3 separate regions of the Homo sapiens genome follow, and all the other regions are linked to region 3. A link is a contact called in ENCODE Hi-C or POLR2A ChIA-PET data. All regions are on one chromosome and are shown on one strand. The core of a region is the stretch at or near the end of the contact, and the rest is flanking DNA. Distances in the headings are between cores, read along the strand shown. Region 1 holds the start of SAYSD1 (SAYSVFN motif domain containing 1). Region 2 holds the start of SRSF3 (serine and arginine rich splicing factor 3). Region 3 holds the start of ZFAND3-DT (ZFAND3 divergent transcript).

Region 1 (3,597 bases), core at 615-3,114, 1.3 Mb after region 3:
AAAAATAGAATGCTAAAGAAATCTCTGACAGGCCACAGTGTGCCATCAAAATTGTCTGACATGAATTGTAAATTAGACTTTTTCTTTTCTAAACTAGAGGCAGAATCTGAAGAAAAAAAATTAAATGAGAATTTTCACACCAGAGCAAACCCAGAAATGATAAGTCAATGAAAATGAGCTTAAGGCAGAGTCCCTTATGGAAAAACAGAGCAATTAACAAGAAACTGGAGGTCCAGCATTTCCTCTCATCCTTTTGTCTGGCAATCAGCGTTTGGGTTCTCAATAATGGAAGTTTTTCTCTGAATTCAGTTTCTCTGGGTCCACCTCAATGATCTCATTCCTTTGGAAATGAGACATACAGTCAAAAGTTCATTGCATGGGTTAGACATTGTTTTTTAACTGCAGAGAGAAAAAGAATAAGGGAAATGGTTTCTAAAATCTTAAGCAAGTGTTGTACTTAGAAAGTTCTAGTCAACAATAAAATTATCCAAAGACAATTAACACAAACTGCACACAAGGAAATGGATTGTCTGAACTCTGCTGCGCTCTTTTCACCTTTCTGCAAGTCAGCTGGAATCCTGTATATCACTGAGAATATCAAATCAAAATTGAGTAATAGGTTCAGTAATTTTTAAAAATTCCCTCAAATCAAATGTTGTGCAATAATAGATGAACTTACAGGAAATAATTTTAAGGTGAGCAAGGTACACTTTTCTTCCAGTATATTTTCATTTTAAAAGGAATTTTTTAGTTCTTATTGCACTTATGAGGAACAAAGCACTGGGCACAAATTGTTACAAAGCACTCATCCCTTGATATGTTTTGTCTTGTATTTCCACATAGACATTTCAACCTCACTGCAAGCCACCTTACCATTTTACTGAGTTAAAACTAAATGAAAACACAAAAGGATGCAAATTAAATTCATCTGCAAAACAAGAGATTACCAAAACAATTAAATGTGAAAAGGTTATCATACTAAATCACTTTTTTTTGTTTGTGTCTTGAACATTCACTATGGAACTGGAATAAGCTTCTGCCACTACCGGCAGTTACAGCTACCACACTTTGGTAAATTCTGTATTCAAACGCATTTCTAAGTCACAGGCTATCTGGGCTACTAGCTGCATGTGCCCCAGGTGCGAATCAAATGAAGTTTTAATTACTGCTACTTGTGATCGGTATCCAATTAGACCTTTTACCCTCCTCCATTAGCAGAGGGCTGTGGCTCAACTTGGTTGTGGAGAGGTTTCCCAATGCCACAGGGCGTCACGATAACTCAATTCGGAGTGAATAATTTAAGAGCAGAGGTGCTTTCTCCCAGGACCCTCGACTCTCGCTGGAATCAGGACCTGCGTGGGTCGCGGGCTGGAAAGAAAATGTCAAAACTGGTAACAGTGCTGACACGTGTGGCCGGAGATGAGCGGTCCGGCCCTCGATCAGGATGGGGGGCCAGTAGCCCCGCCTCCGGCAGCTAGGGCCACACCCCCGGCAGCTAGGGCCGCGCCCTCGACTGTGGCTCCGAGGCCAGGTCCTAGGGCCGAAGTTTCCATCGTCTCACCTGAACTAGGCCGGGCTGGGCCCGGGCACTCGCGGGCCTAGGTTTCCATACCAGGAACCGCTTTAGCCAGCCTGGGGCTGCCTTTAGAGTCGCTGCTGCTTCCGCCTTCTCTCCTGGGGTTTGTGCGCCCTGACTGGCAGCAGGGGGTTGGGCCGCCAGACCCGCCCGTTTCCGCGCCGCCCGAAACTCAGCTAACCGCTGTTCCATGGCGCGCGCCTCGCGTCCGTTGGCCGATAAGGGAGCGCGCGCCCGCAGGCCGCACAGCAGTTGCCTCCGCTCGGCCCGCGCCGGCCGCCGTGCGCCTGCGTGGCAGAAGCCCCTGCTGAGCATGCGCACTGGTGTGACCCGCGTCTCCTCCGTTTGTGAAGTCTGGCGGGTCGCGTGTATACTCAGCCGTTCTCTCTTCACAGGCACGTGGACACAGTGTCACCTCCTCAAGCCAAGTCTAAAGCACAGGGCTGCCCCATTGCCCTCTCCCAAAGGCCGCTCTGCCTTGCTGCATCTCACTTAAGGGCTCGAGGCCCCACTGATCCAGCGTCCTGTATTCGGGATCTCTGTTGCTGGGCCCCAATGAACAGCGCCACAGTGAGAAGATGGTTCCAGGGGTTAGGAGAGGCCCGTGATCTCTACGACATTCCAGCGTCAGAGGAATAACAGGCTACATCTTACCCTTTTTCTCTTATCAAGGAAAGGGTATGCCAATCTTAGTACCTGGAGGGTGACTTTCTCACTGCTCACAAAGCAGGCTGTGCAGCTCCATCATTGGTCTTGCCACGTTGGGAAATTATCTCGTTTTGTGTCTAGATACGTCAGAACCTTAAAAAAACCAACAACAAAAACTTTTATTGGGGTGCAACATAAAATACACATCTTAAGAATATGACTCAGTAGATTTGCTCTTATGTATGCACCTGTGTAACTACCACCCAGATGGAGAGAAAGAACATTTCTGTACTCTGGGAGTTTCCTTGTGCCCTCTCCCAATCAGTACCCTCCCAAAAGGACACAGTTCAGGTTAGGGGCTGTTTTATACGTTCTTAAAGCTGTAAGCATCTAGCTAAGTGTCACTTACATAATTAAGACTCAAATATTTGTTGGATCTGGCTGAGGGTGACTCGAGAAATTAGACAAATTAGAACAGAGTCATCCATTCATTTAACAGACGTTTACCTAGGGCCTGCTCTGTCTAAAGTCACAGGCACTGGGGATGCTGGGATGAAAGGAAAAAACAAACAAAAACCTGTTTTCTTAGAGCTTACACTCCAAATGGAAATACAGACAATAAACAAATGTGTATCTACATATTTCATGTCATATCAGGTACTGATAAGTGCTGTGAAGAAAAGTGAAGCAAAGTAGGCAATGGTGGAGGTATTAGAGAAGACCTCCCTGAAGGTTTGTCATTTGGGCATAGACTTAAATGAGTGAGGTATGTAGATATCTGAACAGGAGTGTTTCAGTCAGAGGAACAAGTGCAAAGGTCCCGAGGCCTCAAATAGCACGCTTGACTTGTTCACAGAACATCAGGGAGGCTGTTATGACTGGATTGGAAGGAGGGAGAGGGAGGCAGGGAGGGAGGGAGGGAAGGAGGGAAGGAGGGAGAGAGGGGGAGAGAGGGAGGGAGGGAGGGAGGAAAGAGTGACAGAAAATAAAGATGCCAGGGGCAAGATCGTGCATGTAAGGCCCTGTAGGCCATGGTGAAGACTAAGTGTGGTGGGAAGCAGTTAGTGGATTTTGAGCAGGAGATGATATGATATGACATATTTTTAAAGGATTACACTGGCTGATGGAGGTGGGACCCTGGAAGATTGCAAGAATAGAAGAAGGGAAACTAGTTAGGAATAAATATGGTAGAATGAGAAACTGTAGTAGTTTGAGCTAGAGTGGTAGTGATGGAGGTCACGAGAATTGGTCAGATTCTGAATGTATTTTGAAGACCTGAGCCAACATGGTGTGAGACGGATTGGATGTGGAATGTGAGGAAAAAAGGTATCAAGGATGACAGGGCCAGCCATCGTGGCTCACGCCTATAATCC
Region 2 (3,445 bases), core at 266-2,765, 1.2 Mb before region 3:
AGAGGTAAGGCTTCAAAAGAAAAATACCTGGGAAAGTTAAAACATATTAATTGGCTGGCCGGGTGCTGTGGCTCACGCCTGTAATACCAGCACTTTGGGAGGCCGAGGCGGGAGAATCGCCTGAGGTGGCGAGTTCGAGACCAGCCTGACCAGCATGGTGAAACCCCGTCTCTATTAAAAATACAAAAATTAGCCGGGTGTGGTGGCAGGTGCCTGTAATCCCAGCTACTCGGGAAGCTGAGGTAGGCGAATCGCTTGAACCCGGGAGGCGGAGTTTGCAGTGAGCCGAGGTCGCGCCATTGCACTCCAGCCTGGGCAACAGAACGAGACTCCATCTCAAGAAAAAAAAAAAAAGAAAAAAGAAAAAAAAAAACATAATAATTGGCATATCTTTCAGCTAAGAGGGAATAAATAAAAAGACAGGTTCTTTTTCTCTCTTTTTTTTTTTGTGCAGTGGTAGGATCTCAGCTCACGGCAACCTCCGCCTCCTGGGTTCAAGCGATTCTCCTGCTCTCAGCCTCCCAAGTAGCTGGGATTACAGGCGCCTGCCACCATGCCCGGCCATTTGTATTTTTAATAGAGACGGGATTTCACCATGTTGGCCAGGCTGGTCTTGAACTCCTGACCTCAAGTGATCCGCCTGCCTCGGCCTCCCAAAGTGCTGGGATTACAGGCATGAGCCACCGCGCCCGGCCCTTGGTGATTTTTCTAACCCAATCACAGTCTCTCTCCCCTTAATTACTCTTGCGGCTCTGTCTTCGTAAGGGAAGTGGCCCGGACAAAATACATGCCAGGCAGTGCAACGGCTGCTAGGAGAAAGGCTCGAGATACCCCTCCTGGCATTTGCTTGGGGGCCAGAATTTACATTCAATCTTCTTCAGAAACTTCCCTTTCCGGGTGTTTGCTAAAGGTGATAGTTTCCAGGTCACCTGACCGGTCTCCTTTGCTGTCGGCGCCAAGTCCTGCAAGTTTGCTTGAGAGACGAGAAACCAGCAAGAGTTGGGCAAACTTTCCAAACCAGGCTTTTCCTTCAGTGTGGAATCTAGGCGGCCACAGTCTGGTGCCAGCTGGGTCACAAACAGCTCCGTGACCTGTTTGTAAACGCGATGCTCTTAGTTCCAGACTAACCGCTCACAAGGGTGAAGCACTTAATTAATTCATCTCTTAATCTTGTTAGGGGCCAACGGCTCCTATTAGTGTTTGAGCGTGACGGCGACGGTGCTGTTTATGAAGCCCTAGCCTATTTGGAGGTGAGGAAGAGGAGTCTGTGGGTAACCTGGAGGTCGACAGACCGGGAGGAACGCTCGAGGGAGCACCAGGCCTGTTACAACGAGCGCGCGCCGACGCACGTCTCCACCCACCCGGCGCAACCGCCAGAGCGCGCTCCCAGCAACCGCGGCTCTCGCTGCGTTTGTAGCCATACGTCACGGCCTCTTCTGCTTCTCATTGGGGGAGCCCGTCCAATCATGTGATTCCAGTATGGCGTATAAATAAAGGCGAGGAGAAGGCGGTGGTCCGCCATTTCGTGGACGCCGGGTGAGTGAGAGAGTTGGTTGGTGTTGGGCCGGAGGAAAGCGGGAAGACTCATCGGAGCGTGTGGATTTGAGCCGCCGCATTTTTTAACCCTAGATCTCGGTAAGAGACCAGCGAAAGAGGGAATGAGGTGGAAATGGAATTTAACAGTACCAAGGAGCCAGGCCCAATGGCGGCGCCAGATTGAGACAAAGAGGCGCCGCCGCCATTTTGTGACGTTCAGCACGGGGCGGTGGCGGGGGCTCCCGGCCCATCGGAGGGTTTCCTAGTCTTGGAGTGGAAGTCTTTATATTCCTCATTGGGGCATGAGCCAGGATGGGGGTTACCTGGGAGTTGGGAACCACAAAGGGGAGCCGATAGCCGAGTTGTATTCCAGGTCACGGCCTTTTTATTTTTATGGCGCCTTTTTTTTTTTTGGCCCCTCATTTAATTGGGAAGCTTCTCAGAATGTTTTTGTAAAGTCACTAACCAAGACCGGACCTTTCAGTTCATATTAAATGGCCCCCGTAGTCACCTTACTTTCATGTAGTTTCAGATTTTGCAGCCTGAATCTAATCACCTTTTTCTAAGACCGAAAGATCTTCCTTGAACTTAAGATTCGTTCTTTCATCGCTTCCCATTAAAATGGAGGCTTAAGACAGGTGCCAGCAGTGTTTTTAAAAATTTTCACCAGTGGTTTGGTCTTAGAACTTACTCCTGGGCACAGGGTGTGGTCACGGCAAATAGGATGTGTCTGGACTGGATATTTTAATTAGACAAGCCCAGAGTAAGAAGAACGTGGTGTTTATGGAAAGCACTTCAGCTGAATTATTGAGTAGATGGTTTTTATGTAATTGAAACTGGTCTACAAGTTTATCAGATTCATCGTCGAAGTGACTCAGTAATAAAGCTTTATCAAATACAAGTCCGCCAAGGAAGAACAAAAAAATAAGTCCCCAAAGTGCAGTAAATTTTTTAGTAGCAAATATCTCTTTGTAATTTTTTATTAAAGTGAAATTATCTTTAAGTGGTATTTAGTATATTCAGTGTTGTGTAATCATCACTTACACGTAGTTCCAAAACATTTCCGTCACCTCCCCCCGCAGGAGACTACTACCCATTGAGCACTTACTCCCAGATTCCCTGTCCCCCTTCCTCTAGTCCCTAGCAACCACTAATCTTCCTGTCTCTCTGAACTTAGCTATTTTAGATATTTAGTATTTATGGAATCGTGTACTTTTATGTCTGGCTTCTTTAACTTAGCGTAATGTTTTCAAGATTTTCCAACGTTGGAGGATTTGTCAGTACATCATTCTGAATAATACTCATTTTATGTCTATACCACATTTTGCTTATCCGTTTCTGTTGATGGACATTTGGGTTAACATCTTTGGGCTACTGTGAATAAGTGCTACTATGAGTTTACATTTTTTAAAAAACTGTAAAGTTGGTCTCGTTGCTTGATAAATTTTTACCGCGTAAGACTCTGGTCTATCTAATGACATTTGATACTAGCCTTGTTCCTATAGTTCCAAATGACCAAAATAGGCATTTATTTATTTATTTATTTGTGGTTTTTTTTTGGCGATGGAATCTCGCTCTGTCGCCGAGGCTGGAGTGCAGTGGCGCGATCTCGGCTCACTGCCACCTCCGCCTCGCGGGTTCAAGCGATTGTTCTGCCTCAGCCTCCCGAGTAGCTGGGACTACAGGTGTGCGCCACCATGCCCGGCTAATTTTTGTATTTTTAGTTGTGACGGGGTTTCACCATATTGGCCAGGCTGGGTCGAACTCCTGACCTCGTGATTCGCCCGCCTCGGCTTCCCAAAAGTTCTGGGATTGCAGGTGTGAGCCGCCGCGCCCGGTCCATGGGCATTTTTTTAAAAGTGAAAATCGTTGGCCTTATTTTTATTAAAGCTGGTAAGTTTTGGCTTAT
Region 3 (3,292 bases), core at 520-3,019:
TTAAATGAAGATTTAAGGGTAATATGAATCCAATGAGAGCAAGGTGTGCTGTATGGCTTTATCCTTTCTATGCATTTTTTCTTTCTTTCTTTCTTTTTTTGAGACAGAGTTTCGCTCTCGCTCTTGTTGCCCAGGCTGGAGTGCAATGGCATGATCTCGGCTCACTGCAACACCCGCCCTCCGGGTTCAAGCGATTCTCCTGCCTCAGCCTCCCAAGTAGCTGGGATTACACGCGTGCCACCATGCCCGGCTAAGTTTTTGTATTTTTTTTTTAACTAGCGACGGGGTTTCACCATGTTAGCCAAGCTGGTCTCGAACTCCTGACCTCAGGTGATCCACCCGTCTTGGCCTCCCAAAGTGCTGGGATTACAGACGTGAGCCACAGCGTCCGGCTTTTTCTATGCACTTTCTTACAGATATACTTATTGAAGGCTTTGGAAAATCCACCAAATTAAAACTAAACATTGTGCATAATAAATCAGCACTCACATTTTAGGGTGTTTTGGCTTTAAGTGCTTGATTTTTGCAATCATTAACTTCACCATCAACAGCATCTGTGGCATATTAAGCTAAATGCGATCCTTGCTCTTTAGAGGCCAAAATAAACATCAATGTTAACAAACCCACACAGTATGCACAAACAGAAATGTGATTTGGTATATAAAGAAATAAGATAGCAACATTTGGTAATCAAATTAATCTAGGTAATAGTCTCTCTGAGGCTCTGATATACCCGACAGGCAAGGAGGGTATACGGCAGCTATTCCTAAGAGCCAGGAAGTCTTCCTCAGCGATGGGTCTCCAAAAGGTCTGGAGGATGTTGCCTCCGTGTTGAATTAGTCATCAATAATCGATTTCTCTGTTCATGACTAACTGGAGATCAGAATGAGCTCAGGATCAAGGACTAGGATCGTTAAAGGACTCATTTTTTTAGTGTCTCAAACTTCTTTGGTCACTTACCAATTTCCATTACTGATTCAGCTACAGCTCCCCTTTCCCCTCCAAAAACCAAACGTGTCAGCTGTAGGAAGAAGTGCGGCTCTCCTAGCCTGGGCATAGGGACTCGCCTGGGCATAGATAATGTACTTGTGGCTCTGTGGTTGGGAGTGGAGACAAGGAACTCCCCAACACCGGTGGGGGAGAAGAGACAAGGAAGTTGCCCCAGACAAGGGGCTGGGGGAGGGGCATTTCCCAAAAGTTCCTGTCAAGAGACCAGTATACCGGGTGGAACTATAAGAGTTGTTTGGGTGTGGCGGGACCAGGAAGAGAGAGAGAGATGCCCAGGGAGTTGGCAAATTGGGGAGAATGGCTCCCCGGAATCGCCCAGGAGCCAGAGCGGCAGCTCCAGGGACCTTGACTCCGACGCCCCCGGGAAGCCAGAGCTCCACTTCCGCGTTTGGCATTGCTCCCCCAGGCCCCTCCTCGCACTCGGTTACGGGTTCTACGGGCGCATGCGCCGCCACTCTGGGACTGGCCCAATTTACCCTACACAACTAATCTGCTCCTCCCCCTCCCGCTTGGAGCGCACCATTCGCGTTTAGGGGGAGGCACCGCGCCCCGGAGTACTCAGAAACCTGCTCCCCTTCTTCAGACAGGGGGAAGATAAGTTTGCTTCAGATTCTAAAAGTTCTAAGAATACGAAGGCCTCAGCCGCCCGTCGCCGGGCGACAGCCCGAGGCTCTCGTTTTCTCCCACAGCCCCGCACTCCGCCTTTGAGGCGCGGAACGAAGTGGCACGCCCGGATCCCAGCTGATCAGCGGCTGGGCTTTGGCGTTGGCTCCCCCGGGCGAGACCATTGTGACTCCTCGGGAGGGGCGCACGCCGGGGAGGGGGCGGAGCGGCCATTGTCCGGTCAGCGCAGCCTCCGGGGGAGGGGACGGTGTTACGGAGACAGCAGGGCCCGGGGCTTCAGAGCGGCCGCTGCGACTCCGGAGCCGGCGGGGGGCTCCGGTCCTTCCCTGCGCCACCGCACAGGACATCTCTCTGGCTGGGGAGCGGCGGTGAGACCCGCCGAGGGCGTCTGTGTCCCTCCTCCCCCGCGGTCCTCGGTGCGTCCGCACGCCCCTCCTCCTCGGCTCCCTCCTTCTTCTCTCCGCGCCTCTCCGCCCCCTCCCCGTCTCCGCAGGCCGAGTGGTGCGGCCCGCCTCCAGCTGACCGGCCTGGAATCCCGGCTCCGAGCCCCGGACTCGCGCCCGCCCGCGCGCCCGCTCCTTCCCCCTCCCCCCGCCCCGAGCCCCCCGACGCCGCCGCCACCGCCTCCTCAGAGCGGGGCCCGGGCCCAGCCGCCGCCACCGCTGCCGCCGCCGAGCTCCGCCGCCGCCGAGCACCATGGGAGACGCTGGGAGCGAGCGCAGCAAAGCGCCCAGCCTGCCGCCTCGCTGTCCCTGCGGCTTCTGGGGGTAAGTGCCCGGCCGGGTGGGGGCGGGGGGCGGGGGCCGGGGGCGCAGACGCCAGGGCAGCCTGGGCAGGCCTCGGGGCCCGGGAGGCCGGAACCTTGGAGGCTGGGCCCAGCCCGGGCCTACGGGGAGGGGGTGGGGGTCGCGTTCCGGGGAGGGGTGCCGGGTGGGGAGCTGGGGGTGGGCAGAGAAGGCCCTGCCGGGGGTGCGTTGCTACCCTTTGGGACTCGCCGGCCTGAAGCTCGGGCCCACGGGGGCCTCCTGGGCCACGGGTGAGGGGGGCAGGGCGGCGGGGAGGGATGAGGGGGCGGCGTTGACCGCTCCGGGAGGAGCAGGGGTGCCCCTTCCGTGGGCATGTGGAAGCCAGCCCTTCCTCCCTCCCGGGGCGTGAGTTGGTGCCCAGGCACTAGGAGGGTATTTCCTCTGACTTCTTCACCTCCCCTCCTCCCCGTCCTCCGGAGACTTGCATCATCACTTCCTAGATTATATCCCAGTGCCCCATTTGCTTTTAGGAAGCTATTCACACGTCACCCGTTTGTAAAAACCGAGTCCAGAACCAGGCTGGGGTAAAGTTATAAGATTGTTGAGGTCTCACCTTCATGTAAAACACGTTTCAGGAGATATGTAAAATTTCCTTGTCAAAAAGGAAGAAAAAAACCACACAAAACCTGAAGTCAGCCTGGATTGGGGAATATGAGATCCAGTTTCCTCAGTTGGCTCTCAAATTCTCCTCTTTCTCAATTTAAGTAAAAATGATAAAAATGTTGACAGTGGGTAGCATATATTGTTTGGCCATCATGTGTTAAGGCGAAAAAAATGTGAGGTGGGAAATCAGCTCCTCTTCCTCCCCCCATTACTGTTTAAATTCTCCTGGTAACACTTTAAGCTTCATGGAT

What was found. A loop is a pair of places that touch in the nucleus more often than their neighbours do. ChIA-PET counts read pairs that join two places held with the same protein, here RNA polymerase II (POLR2A). Pooled maps may share reads with other maps.
Region 1: a map of CD4-positive, alpha-beta T cell shows a loop between it and region 3 (6-fold over the local background). The contact joins the promoter of SAYSD1 here to the promoter of ZFAND3-DT in region 3. A Hi-C loop is called at or near these places in 1 of 168 maps with a recorded cell type or tissue (CD4-positive, alpha-beta T cell), 1 of 37 single-sample maps with no recorded cell type and 7 of 50 pooled maps. POLR2A ChIA-PET finds 5 or more read pairs at or near these places in 2 of 52 experiments (activated CD4-positive, alpha-beta T cell and activated CD4-positive, alpha-beta memory T cell).
Region 2: a pooled map shows a loop between it and region 3 (15-fold over the local background). The contact joins the promoter of SRSF3 here to the promoter of ZFAND3-DT in region 3. A Hi-C loop is called at or near these places in 7 of 50 pooled maps. POLR2A ChIA-PET finds 5 or more read pairs at or near these places in 2 of 52 experiments (CD4-positive, alpha-beta memory T cell and MCF 10A).

Annotation. Positions count from the first base shown.
Region 1 is chr6:39,113,322-39,116,918 of GRCh38, forward strand. SAYSD1 (SAYSVFN motif domain containing 1) reads right to left here and starts at 1,865. Exons shown (of 2, transcript NM_018322.3): 1 at 1,562-1,865. The coding sequence starts at 1,768. RefSeq lists an enhancer at 1,459-1,748.
Region 2 is chr6:36,592,847-36,596,291 of GRCh38, forward strand. SRSF3 (serine and arginine rich splicing factor 3) reads left to right here and starts at 1,516. Exons shown (of 6, transcript NM_003017.5): 1 at 1,516-1,635. RefSeq lists enhancers at 1,024-1,183, 1,292-1,973, 1,574-1,803.
Region 3 is chr6:37,817,618-37,820,909 of GRCh38, forward strand. It overlaps ZFAND3-DT (ZFAND3 divergent transcript), which reads right to left and starts at 1,770. Exons shown (of 2, transcript XR_007059569.1): 1 at 961-1,770; 2 at 1-873. ZFAND3 (zinc finger AN1-type containing 3) reads left to right here and starts at 2,110. Exons shown (of 6, transcript NM_021943.3): 1 at 2,110-2,399. The coding sequence starts at 2,329. RefSeq lists enhancers at 1,317-1,706, 1,676-2,478 and silencers at 1,757-2,136, 2,177-2,406, 2,567-2,736.